Regions from separate parts of the Homo sapiens genome. Here region 1 is linked to region 2. The links are chromatin contacts, found by Hi-C or POLR2A ChIA-PET in ENCODE. All regions are on one chromosome and are shown on one strand. Each heading gives the region's core, a stretch centred on a gene start or an enhancer-like site at or near the end of the contact. The rest is flanking DNA. Distances are from core to core; before and after follow the strand shown. Region 1 holds the start of MXRA5 (matrix remodeling associated 5). Region 2 has its middle 7.6 kb from the start of LINC01546.

Region 1 (5,945 bases), core at 1,972-4,471, 84 kb after region 2:
GATGGATATATTGAGATAATCATCGAAAAAGCTGCGTTTAGCATAACTAAAACTTTTTCTCTCTATTCTGCCCATCTGCAGCTCCATAATTCTCGACAGAGCTACACAGAGGAAATGCACATATGAAGTTAAGTAAATGCACATACACACACGCAAAACCAGATCAAGACGCACGCACTGACAGTGGGAAGGTTCGGGAAGAAAGTGGTACAAACCCCAAATTGATTCTTTCCACGTGTTTAGCAATGCCAGCGGGCACGGAAGCCAGGGATCGGAACGTGCAGTGGACCTCGCTGGGGACGTAGCAGGCACAAGGATGCGGGCAGGCCAGCGCCACTCGCGGATGGCCCCAAAGCAGGATCAGCACCACGGAGAGGGCCCCCCAGTGCGCGCGCTTGGGCATCTTGTCGGGGTGCCTGATTCTCGGATACCTGAGGTAGAACAACGAAGAGATGAGCTTATTCACAGGTAGCACCGACGAACTGTGGGCAATTTTTAAATTTGAATTGTGCATCAGGGTTTCAAGCTTCCCAGGACTTCACACGATGTGTTGTAGTGACGCTTAAACCATGGGAATTGAGAAAGATGAAACATGGTTTTTTTTCTAAACTTTTCACCATTCACTTTAATCATGACTATAGAATATAGTCTTGATTCTTGGCTTCGATACTATGATTTGGAAATCTATCTTGCACTCTGTAATTGCGGCTATGAAACAGAGAGAGACGAGAGAGAGAGAGAGAGAGAGAGAGAGAAGAAAGAGGTTTATATTTATGTATCCATAATTAAAAAATAATAAAATATTGTGTTTCTGCCTCCAACAAGACTGAGCCATTATATATTGCATATATTTGAATTTAAAACTTCCCAAGAAGTGTTTATTCGTATTCTTTCCTTTAATGATATTTTTCAAACCTTTAATTCTAGCTTCTTGAAGAGCTTAAAGAGGTATTTGCTAGAAGGATATTCATCCTGTTATTTCTGGGTTTATTTACTATCCTTATGTTTTTGTCTTGGAAAAGCCAGAGAGTTTTTTTGATGATATAGAGTTGCTGTTAATCGGGGAGGAAGTTTGGGGGAACCTCTGATCATTCAATAAACAGGAAGGGACTGCTTATGAAATATATTCAGGCAAACAGAAAAAAATGGAGTCACTAAAAAATGGAAAAGCTCGGGTAAAGCTAGATTGCATCAGCTACTTCATTTAGAATGGCGGTGATCATTTTCTTCTTGTCCTGGCAATGCCTATGTCATCTAACATTTTTGTCATCTCTTGAATGGCGTTCACTTAAAAATAGTGACACACATGGAAAGTAAATAGGGATACACAACAAACACGCGCCTGCCCATTCGCCCGGGTTCTGAACGAGCGCGAACTGCTGATTAAAATTCTAAAACCCAGGCCGGACTCGGTGGCTCACGTCTGTCATCCAACACTTTGGGAGGCCGAGGCGGGCGGATCACCTGAGGTCAGGAGTTCGAGACCAGCCTGACCAACATGGAAAAACCCCGTCTCTACTAAAAATACAAACAAACAAACAAACAAAACAAAATTAGCTGGGCGTGGTGGCGCATGCCTATAATCTCAGCTGCTCGGGAGGCTGAGGCAGGAGATTCGCTTGAATCCGGGAGGCAGAGGTTCCGGTGAACCGAGATCGAGCCATTGCACCCCAGCCTGGGCAACAAGAGCGAAACTCCGTCTCAAAAAATAAAAATAAAATTCTAAAATCCTTCCTATAAGAGAGGAACATCCCAAACCTGTAGCTTTTCCTGCCTTTAAGTGACCTAGAAAAGGTTATTCTCTTAAGCCCGGGGGCGCGTCTCCCTTCAGCTGCCCATAAAGAACTGATGGCGCACAGGTAGTTTTGCAAAAAAGCAAGTCCGGGCTCCGCCTCTGGGCGCTGGAACAAACCGGCTCCTGCAGCTCTGCAAAAGTCCTCGGAGTTTTCTCTCTCGCCAGAGCCCGGGCTTTCCCCGCCCCTGCCTGCGCGCCTGACCTCGGCGCTGGGCTGGTTCCAAGGGCAGCCGCGCCAGTCCCCAGCGTCCTGTGCCTGCGGGCGGACTTGGCCCGGGCGTTCCATAGGACTCTTCAGCCCCAACTCCCTGTCCGGCCTCCCACCCCGGCACCAACCTCCCGGGAGACCCAGGAAACTCGCCCCCAGACAACCCTAATCCCGGGGACTCGGGGTCGGGTCTCTCCGCCGCGGAGAAAGCGGCCTGGCGCCAGCTAGGCCGCCAGAGACGGTCTGCGAACCCCGCCGGGAAGCAGGGGTGGGGGCGTGAGGCCGTCTGCTTTCGTCTTGGCCCTGGGCAGACAACCTGGAGTGGCCGGGCGGGCAGCCCTGAGCCCCTGGCCGGCTTCCAGAGTCCGCTGGGTCGCGTCGAGCTGGCTGCGGGATGAATTACGAGCTTTCCCGGAACGCGGCTGGGGTGGCCCTGCGAGTCCCCGCCGCCCGGGACTCGGACACCAAACCCCTTTTGTCTGCGTGATGACTGTCCCGGTTTTTTTGCATGGCTCGGATCACTCTAGGCGTTGGGCTGTCCCCTTTCCAGGGAAAGCCTGGGTAAGAGTAGGAGGAAAGAGGCGGGGAAGGAGAGGGGGAAGAGAGGAGGGAGAGGAGACTTGAAGTAGCCACAGCCTGAGCAACTTGGAAAGAGGCTCCTCAAGCGTCCTTTCCCCCACCGATTGCAAGAGCAGAGTGGGCTTCACTTAGGAATTCCGTTGGCAGCTTCCTAGAAACGCGGGATGGCGGGGTTGAAGGTCTCCAGAGAGAGCCAGGGATGGGGAGCGCTTTGGGGAGAGGGAGGAAAGGAGGCATGGGATGTCTGGGCTTAATTAGACCTATTCAGTGCATCCTCCTTCAAGATCCGGCTCTCCTCCCTATCTGATCCTTAGCTACTTAAAATTGCAGGAATTCAGGTATCCTGATTTCTTAGCAACTTCAAACAGTGCTGGGGAACGGTGCAATCTGCCTGCATGCAGGCCCTTTACCCCCAGTGTTTCCCTTGGGTGTCTCAAATCCCTTCACCCCCTGCAGGCAGACACGGCAGCCCTGGGGCGCCCTGGCCACCCTGGGTCCTCACCTGTCCTTGGGAAGCCGCCGCACACGGGAGCGGTGCGCCGGGAGCATCCACCGAGCCGGGGCGCGCGAGTCACGGCCGGGAGTTTGCCGGGGCCATGCCCTTCCCGGGGCCGGGGGTGAGGCAGCTCGGCTTCCCAGCGCGGCACAGCAAGCCGGCGCCCTTTTATTCCCGGCGCTGCGAGGCTTCCCCAAGTCCACGCCTCGGCACACCCCCACCCTGCCCCACCCCGGGGAGACGGGGCGCGGGCCCGAGCCAAGGGACCCTGGCCGCGCCGCTCTGCGCTCAGCCTTCCTCTCGCGTCTTCATTGCGCCTGGGCCCGGGTGGGCATGCCTCGCCCACTCCAGCTGCAAGAACCGCAGGCGGCTCGGGGAAGGAGGGCTCTTTGTCAGAGAGAAGTCCAGGACCCCAGGAGGGAAGGGCGAGATGCAGGGAGCGCGGTGGGAGCCGCAGTAGAGTCCGCGCTTGGAGAGCGCCTAAGCAGCGCTGGGAACGTTTCCGTTCCTTTCAGGAGAGAGAGAAGGAGCAGGGTTTGCGCTTCTCCGGGCCAGACGGTGTTTTCTCGGCAGCTCTTCCCAGACCGTGTGCAAGCAGGAGCGGGCTGGCCCCGCCGGCATCCCACTAGCTGCAGGCAGGGCTGCAACGTGAGAGCCGCCGCCACGCCCTCCCGCCTCTCCAGGACTCCCCGGCGCCCGCCTCCCTCCCCTTGCCAGAGTCTTCCTGCCAGAAAGGTGGAACGGCTCCCCTCCGGCTTGGGGAGCATTCGAGGGGCAAGGCGAGGGTTGGGACGTTCGGAGAGTCTGATGGTATTGTCTGGGGAGGGGGCGGTGGGAGGGTGGGAGCGACCTGGCGACAAGGCAAAAAGTAGAGGGTGCAGAGGGTAGGTCCCTATTCCAGGAGGCAGAGGAAGAGGAGGCGGCGGCTGCCTGGCTTCCTGGATAAGTCAGACCTGGAATGGTGGGGAGAGGTCAGGCGAGTATCTTCAGTCAGCAGAGCCAACCTGGGGTAAAAACATGGAGCTCAGACAGGTGTGTAGGGCCCGGAAAGGCACCATTGCACCAGCTTGTTGTAGGGTGCACCAGCGACTGCTTTTCGCTATACCTCTGGTTAGCCGTATTCCTCTCCCTGAACCAGCATTTTGACATGTCCTTAGGGTCAGTGTTTGCCTGTTGTGTTCTTTGATCTACAAAAGACATCTGTGAGTATAAAAAAAATTTTTTTTACAAGCCCAGTGGTACCATGTACTTGTACAACGAATCCTGTCTGCTGAGATGCCCCTGAAGCAGGCTGATGGCGTGCGGCATTTATGTATGTGTGTATGTATGTATATATGTATCTATGTATTTGAGACAGAGTCTCGCTCTGTTGCCCAGGCTGGAGTGCCAGTGGTGCGATCTCGGCTTACTGTAACCTCTGCCTCCGAGGCGCAAGCGATTCTCCACCTCCGTCCCCCATGCAGCTGGTACTAGAGGCTTGCGCCACCACGCTGGGCTAATTTTTTTTTTTTGGTGCGGACAGGGTCTCACTATGTTGCTCAGGCTGGACTCGAATTCCTAGCCTCAAGTGATCCATCCACCTCGGACTCCCAAAGTGCTGGGATTACAGGCGTGAGCCACCCAGCCCAGCAGGCATGCAGCTTTTAAAAGGCAATGCATGGAGAAAGTATAATTGAGAAGTGCCTGCTCTTTAGATTCAGAAGTCCTGCCCTACGTCCAGCACTCTGTCAGGGGGCTTTCAGGAGGAAGGAAGGACTAAGCCTAAGAAACAAGTTGCTTCCCCTGCATGAAGCGTGGTTCATCTTAGCTCCTCCTAAGAAACACAGCGTCTAGGAATTCCTCACCACCTGCCTCCTGCGCCTAGGGTGGCTTCCACAGAGTTGATAGTCAGGAAATACTGGTTCATAAATGGGAATTCATTCCTTCTCTAGCTTTAGTTTTCAGTGTGTGTTGACATAGTTCCAGGGATTAGTCAAATAATGCCCTTAGGTAGCCTCTTTCTGGGCATGCCCCAAACCCATTGATTAAATCACGAAACAAAACAAAACAAAAAACAACTGTCTCTTGAACATCTCTTTACCCTTGTTAATGATGTTGCCACCCATCTCGTCAGCTAAACTAGAAACTCAAGCCATCCTTGCCTTCTGCCTCTCCTTCATGTCTTCCTCATAGTCAACTGGTTGCCAAGTTTAGATCCTGATGCCTAAGAATCTCTTGGCCCAACGTGTTCTTCTCTCCACCTCTCTCACTGCGGTTGCATGGATATGTCTTAGATTTTGACAACTTCTTCCTCCACCAACTCCTTCTCATTCATCCCTTCCAGCCCATCACTGAGACTTAGAGGGATGCCATCATCCTCAAACCCAAGGCTGAAGTTTTCCATGGGTGGCCTGTGCCATGCCCTGTGCTTCCCAGCCTGTCCCTGGGATCTTCCTTTTGGTGATAGATCTGGCTTGTCAAGAACAAGTAGCACATCCCTGATTTTTGTTGTTGTTGGTTCACGCCACTGTTTTGACAAAGTTCTCCTCAATCTCCATTGTATAGTATTTCCTTACCTCCATGCCCATTGCTAAAGTGGGCTTTTTTCCTGCATTGTGGACAATCACTCACCTTCTTTTTATGCCGTCATAGCTTCTTGACACCTGGAGTATAGCACAGAGCTTAGCATACACTAAGCGTTCAATTGAATGAATGAATGAATGAATGTGCGCATGACTGACGTTGAATTCTATTAAGAAATGTCTAGATTTGGCCAGGCGCAGTGGCTCACGCCTGTAATCCCAGCACTTTGGGAGGCCAAGGCGGGAGGATTGCTTGAGTCCAGGAGTTTGAGACCAGCCTAGGCAACCTGGCAAAACCCTATCTCT
Region 2 (5,258 bases), core at 210-2,709:
CTAATGCTATAACCAAATGCCATAAACTGGGTGGCTTAAATAAAATATGCACGAAGGGCAAGAGAGACAGAAGAAGAGGAGGTGATGTGAGCATGGAGGTAGATGTTGGAGTGATGTGGCCACAAGACAGAACATCAAAAGGCACCAGAAGCCAGAAGCAAAGAATGGATTCACTCTTTGAGTTTCCAGAGAAGGTGTGTTGCTGCTCACACCTTCATTTTGGGCTTCTGGCTTCCAGAAGTTTGAGAGAACAAATTCTTGCTATCTTAAAATTTTTTTTTTTTTTTCATTTCCATAGGTTTTGGGGGAACAGGTGGTATCTGGTTACATAAATTCTTTAGTGGTGATTTGTGAGATTTTGGTTCACCCATCACCAGAGCAATCCACTGAATCCAATTTGTAATCTTTTATCCCTCACCCCCATCCTGCCCTTTCCAACAAGTTCCCAATGTCCATTGTATCATTCTTATGCCTTTGCATCTTCATAGCTTAGCTCCTACTTATGAATGAGAACATATGATGTTCAGTTTTCCACTCCTGAGTGACTTCATTTAGAATAATAGTCTCCATTCCCACCTAGGTTGCTGCAAATGCCATTAATTTATTCATTTTTATGGCTGAGTAGTATTCCATGGTGTGTGTGTGTGTGTGTGTGTGTGTGTGTGTGTGTGTACATATATATCATAGTTCCTTTACCAACCTGTTGATTGATGGCATTTGGGATTATTCCACAATCCACCCAGATTATAGTAATTTGTTACAACAGCCACAGAAAAATAACACAAGAGGTGTATGCATATTTTAGGTTTTGTGGTTGTCATTCATTTTAATGACTGGAACAGACAATTGGTCAAAATCAATTTTAGTAATGTGATTGCCTTCCTAGAGTGTCATTGAGCTGGATGTTGGAGAACTAATTATAATTTCTGTTCCACAATGACTGTTTTTACATTATGTTTAGCCATGATTTACTACAGGAATTTTATTCATTTTATTTCTCCATGGCAGCGTCACACTTCCCTAATAAATGTGACACCTTTTGCATGGTGACTATGTGGTATTAATGAAGCCAGTCTCCTCCTTACTCACCTGATGTATAAATCTAATGTTAATCAAATGCCTGTTATTAGCCCAGCATTGGAACAGTCATCAGCAATGAAGCAATGAGAAAACCCAACGGGCTCCTGGGTTGATTGAGGTAATCTTTCAGTAGAAATAAAGATTGAAATTACATTCAATTCTCTGTATTTGTGATAGTTGTGTTCTATAAAGTCACCATAAACACTGAATTAGCAAGTTGTAAACTATTGCTCCCAGGGGAAATACAAGATTAGGATTCTATGATGTCTGGTCACAACATTTTCATCAACCAGTCAATACATAATCTTGTTTTATGCATGTTTCTGTTTAAGAAAAACTTTCTGAGTAGATATTTTTGACTCATTCACACTGAACTCATGTCCAGCAGCACCATGACTCATGCCTGAGTAATGCTTCTCTAACACAGAGATTTTCTCTGTGAGGCACATTGCAGTCCTTTTGTACTAGGGACCCCAGACAGCACTTCAGCTCTGTTCTTCAGGCCATTTTAAACAGCAAAATCACCAACAAAAAGCACAAACACGCAAAACACATGGTACTCAATGGACCACAATAATTCTACTTGTTTAAAGTATAAGAGCTGAAACAAGAAGGTAGGGCATGGCCTTGTTCCACTGTAGCTGGGAATGTGCACTTTGAGCAATTTATATTTTTTCCAGCTTTGTGTGTGTGTCTGCAAATGACTGCAAAAGTGCTGTATTGATTTCGAGATTACAAAGTTTTAGTGAGCAGGCAAGTTCAGAAAGACAAAATTTATAAATAAGGAAAATCAACTATACTTAGAAAACAAACAGAATATTCATAAATCTCAGGTCTGTAAACTTTTATAATTACACATGGCTAACTCTCCAGACCATTAGTCAACTCCATGCCTTCAAATTTTTGTTGTATTTGGTTATTTTCTAATGAGCATTTTGGATGATAGCCATTGGACTAAGCATTTTTTTTTTAAAGCATGGTTTTTTTTGAGTTTACTCCATGCACACTTCTCTGAATAGTTGCTACTTTTGTGCAAACAACTGTAAAAACAAACAACAAAAATAAATAAAAGATGAGACTTAAGACGAATTGAGAAAGTTGCCCAAGCTTGAAAGTGGTTGCTCTGGAACTTGATCCCAGGCCAGACAAACACAAAGATTTATTAACAAAGTTATAGAGAGGTCAATGGCCTCTGCTTTTCCAAGTTCCCTTCTCCCCTAGACTCAGTTCTGCTTTCCCTTTTGGTTCTATCTTTTTGCTTTCCTTATCTCCTCCCATCCTCTCTGACCTCACTCTCATTTTCCTCCCTGGCCCCATCTCTATATGCTGAACGCCCACACATTGGAAGTCCCAGCTCAAAAGTCATTTTGTTCCTGAAACCTCACCAAGTTCCTTCAACTGAATTAACACCTCCTCTCCTTTTTCTTTCTATATGATTTATTCACTTTTTTTTTTCTTTTTGAGACGGAATCTCACTCTGTCGCCTAGGCTGGAGTGCAGTGGTACAATCTCAGCTGACTGCAATCTCCACCTCCCGGATTCAAGCGGTTTTCCTGCCTCAGCCTCCTGAGTAGCTGGGACTAGAGGTGCGTGACACCACGCCCGGCTAATTTTTGTATTTTTAGTATAGATGGGGTTTCACCATGTTGGCCAGGATGGTCTCAATAATCTCGTGACCTCGTGATCCAACCGCCTCGGCCTCCCAAAGTGCTGGGATTACAGGTGTGAGCCACTGTGCCCAGCCTTTTTTTTTTTTTTTTGGTGTCTCGCTTTGTTGCTCAGGCTGGAGTGTAGTGGCTGGATCTTGGCTCATTGTAACCTCTGCCTCCTGGGCTCAAGTGATTCTCCTGCTCAGCCTCCTGAGTAGCTGGGACAACAGGCACGTGCCACCATGCCCGACCAAGTTTTGTATTTTTAGTAGAGACGGGGTTTCACCATGTTAATGAGGCTGGTCTTGAACTCCTGACCTCAAGCGATCTGCCCACTTCAGCCTCCCAAAGTGCTGGGATTACAGGTGTGAGCCACTGCACCCAGCCTCACTAATTTTTTATATTGTTCTTCTGCTATGGTGTGAATGTTTGTGTTCCTCCAAAATTTCTGTGTGAAAATCTTAACACCCAAGGTGATGGTGTTGGGAGGTGGAGCCTTTGAGAGATAATGAGGTCGTGAAGGTGTAGCCTCATGAATGGGATCAGTGCCCTTATAAAAGGGACCCCAGAGAGCTCCCTTGCCCCTTCCACCGTGTGAGGACACAGCAAGAAAGCACCGTCTATGAATCAGGAAGCAGGTTATCACCAGATTATTGCATCTGACACGCTTTGACCTTGGACTTCCAGCTCCCAGAACTGTGAGACATAAATGCCTGCTGTTGAGAAGCCTCGAGTCTATGGTGCTTTGTTATAGCAGCCCCAATGAAAGAAGACAACTTCCCAAACTCCCTTTGTTTCCATTACCTGTGTATCTTTGTCTACAGTAGCTTCATTTCCCTCCACAAAGTTTAGTCCGCGCAGGCAGTAACAGTGTTGTCTATATGTCTATAGCCTTGACATGCACAATGATGTGTTTTAAGTCAATACATATGTATTGGATTGATTTAAATGTAATGTGATAAAGACAGAAATACATAAGATGGGCTCAAAAATACTTAACTCCAGGTTGCACATGTGTGAAATCATCTAATACATGAGGAAGAAGAGTGTAATAATGCATCCTGTGAAGACACCAAGAAATGGCTGTTTTTTACCTGTGCAGAGACCAGGAAGCTGGCAAGAGTTTTTTGGCACTTGTGGAAAGCTAATTGGGTTTGAATCCTGCAGGCACATTTTCTAACTGGGTGACCAGTGGCTAGTACCAGACACTTAGGCTGAAAAACAGAGATAACAATGGACAGTTACCAATACTGATGGTGCAGATTAAATACAAATACGTAGACCTCAAACTCCCAAGACTCCCATCTACATTCAGAGGGCTCCACCCACATTGGCCGATGCAATTGTTAGTAATATATCCAAGACTTGCTTGCCTGGGATCACATATCTTAAAGCCTTCCCTTTGAGAAAGCGTGTTCCTTCGACTTAAACTGCTAGGTAAAAAGAAATGACCATGGTTTTTAAGAATGGATTTCTGGCCAGGCACGGTGGCTCATGCCTGTAATCCCAGCACTTTGGGAGGCTGAGGCGGGTGGATCACGAGGTCAGGAGATCAAGACCATCCTGGCTAACACGGTGAAACCTTATCTCTACTAAAAAGACAAAAAATTAGCCAGGCATGGTGGCAGGCACCTGTAGTCCCAGCTACTCGGGAGGCTGAGGCAGGAGAATGGCATGAACCCGGGAGGCAGAGCTTGCAGTGAGCCAAGATCGCGCCACTGCACTCCAGCCTGGGCAACAGAACAAGACTCCATCTCAAAAAAAAAAAAAAAAAAAAAAAAGAATGGATTTCTGCTAACGTCTCTTTAACAGAACATCCATGGTGACAGGTAAATGGGTAAATGAGATCGAGGTGTGGCCTTCTCCTTGGCATGGCCTGTGATATCGATCAGCTACAGTCTGCATCTCCTCTACTTTGATATAGGCACGTGGTTATTTTCTTCGCTTCTCATTGAACCAGCAGGAGGGACTTGAAATCATTTAGCCAGCCATCTTGCAAGCGACTTTAGAGTAAAATGTATGCATTGACGTATGTCTACCGTTACCCTGAGAGGAGGAAATAACCATTTTTTTGGTACTGTATGTTTTAAAAATTGTGTGAAAATACACCTAACACAAAAGTTATCACCTTCACCATTTTTAAGTGTACCCTGAAGTAGTGTTAAATACATTCACATTATTGTGCAACCGTCACCATCCATCTTCAGAACTCGTTTTCGTCTTGCAAAAATAAAACTTTCTACCCATATGTGCCATTTGTTTTAAAATTAGTGTTTGGTGCACCCATCACCCAAGCAGTATACACTGTATCCAATTTGTGATCTTTCATCCCTCACCCCTTCCCACCCTTTCCCTCAGTCCCCAAAGTCCACTGTATCATTCTTATGCCTTTGCATCCTCATAGCTTAGCTCCCACTTATGACTGAGAACATACAATGTTTGGTTTTCCATTCCTGAGTTACTTCACTTAGAATAATGGTCTCCAGTTCCATCCAGGTTGCTGCAAATGACATTATTTTGTTCCTTTTT

What was found. A loop is a pair of places that touch in the nucleus more often than their neighbours do. ChIA-PET counts read pairs that join two places held with the same protein, here RNA polymerase II (POLR2A). Pooled maps may share reads with other maps.
Region 1: a loop to region 2 is called in a map of mammary epithelial cell, with 16 times the contacts of the local background. The contact joins the promoter of MXRA5 here to the enhancer-like site in region 2. A Hi-C loop is called at or near these places in 1 of 168 maps with a recorded cell type or tissue (mammary epithelial cell) and 2 of 50 pooled maps. POLR2A ChIA-PET finds 5 or more read pairs at or near these places in 1 of 52 experiments (K562).

What each region holds. Positions count from the first base shown.
Region 1 is chrX:3,343,431-3,349,375 of GRCh38, forward strand. It overlaps MXRA5 (matrix remodeling associated 5), which reads right to left and starts at 3,222. Exons shown (of 7, transcript NM_015419.4): 1 at 3,085-3,222; 2 at 216-431. The coding sequence starts at 403.
Region 2 is chrX:3,261,597-3,266,854 of GRCh38, forward strand. No RefSeq gene overlaps it. Among named protein-coding and RNA genes, the nearest start is that of LINC01546, 7.6 kb to the right of the region's middle. Within about 2 kb of position 1,460, at least 3 of the 41 ENCODE cell types and tissues checked have a DNase peak (open chromatin) inside an H3K27ac peak, as active enhancers do; they include mammary epithelial cell, where a contact is called at or near this core.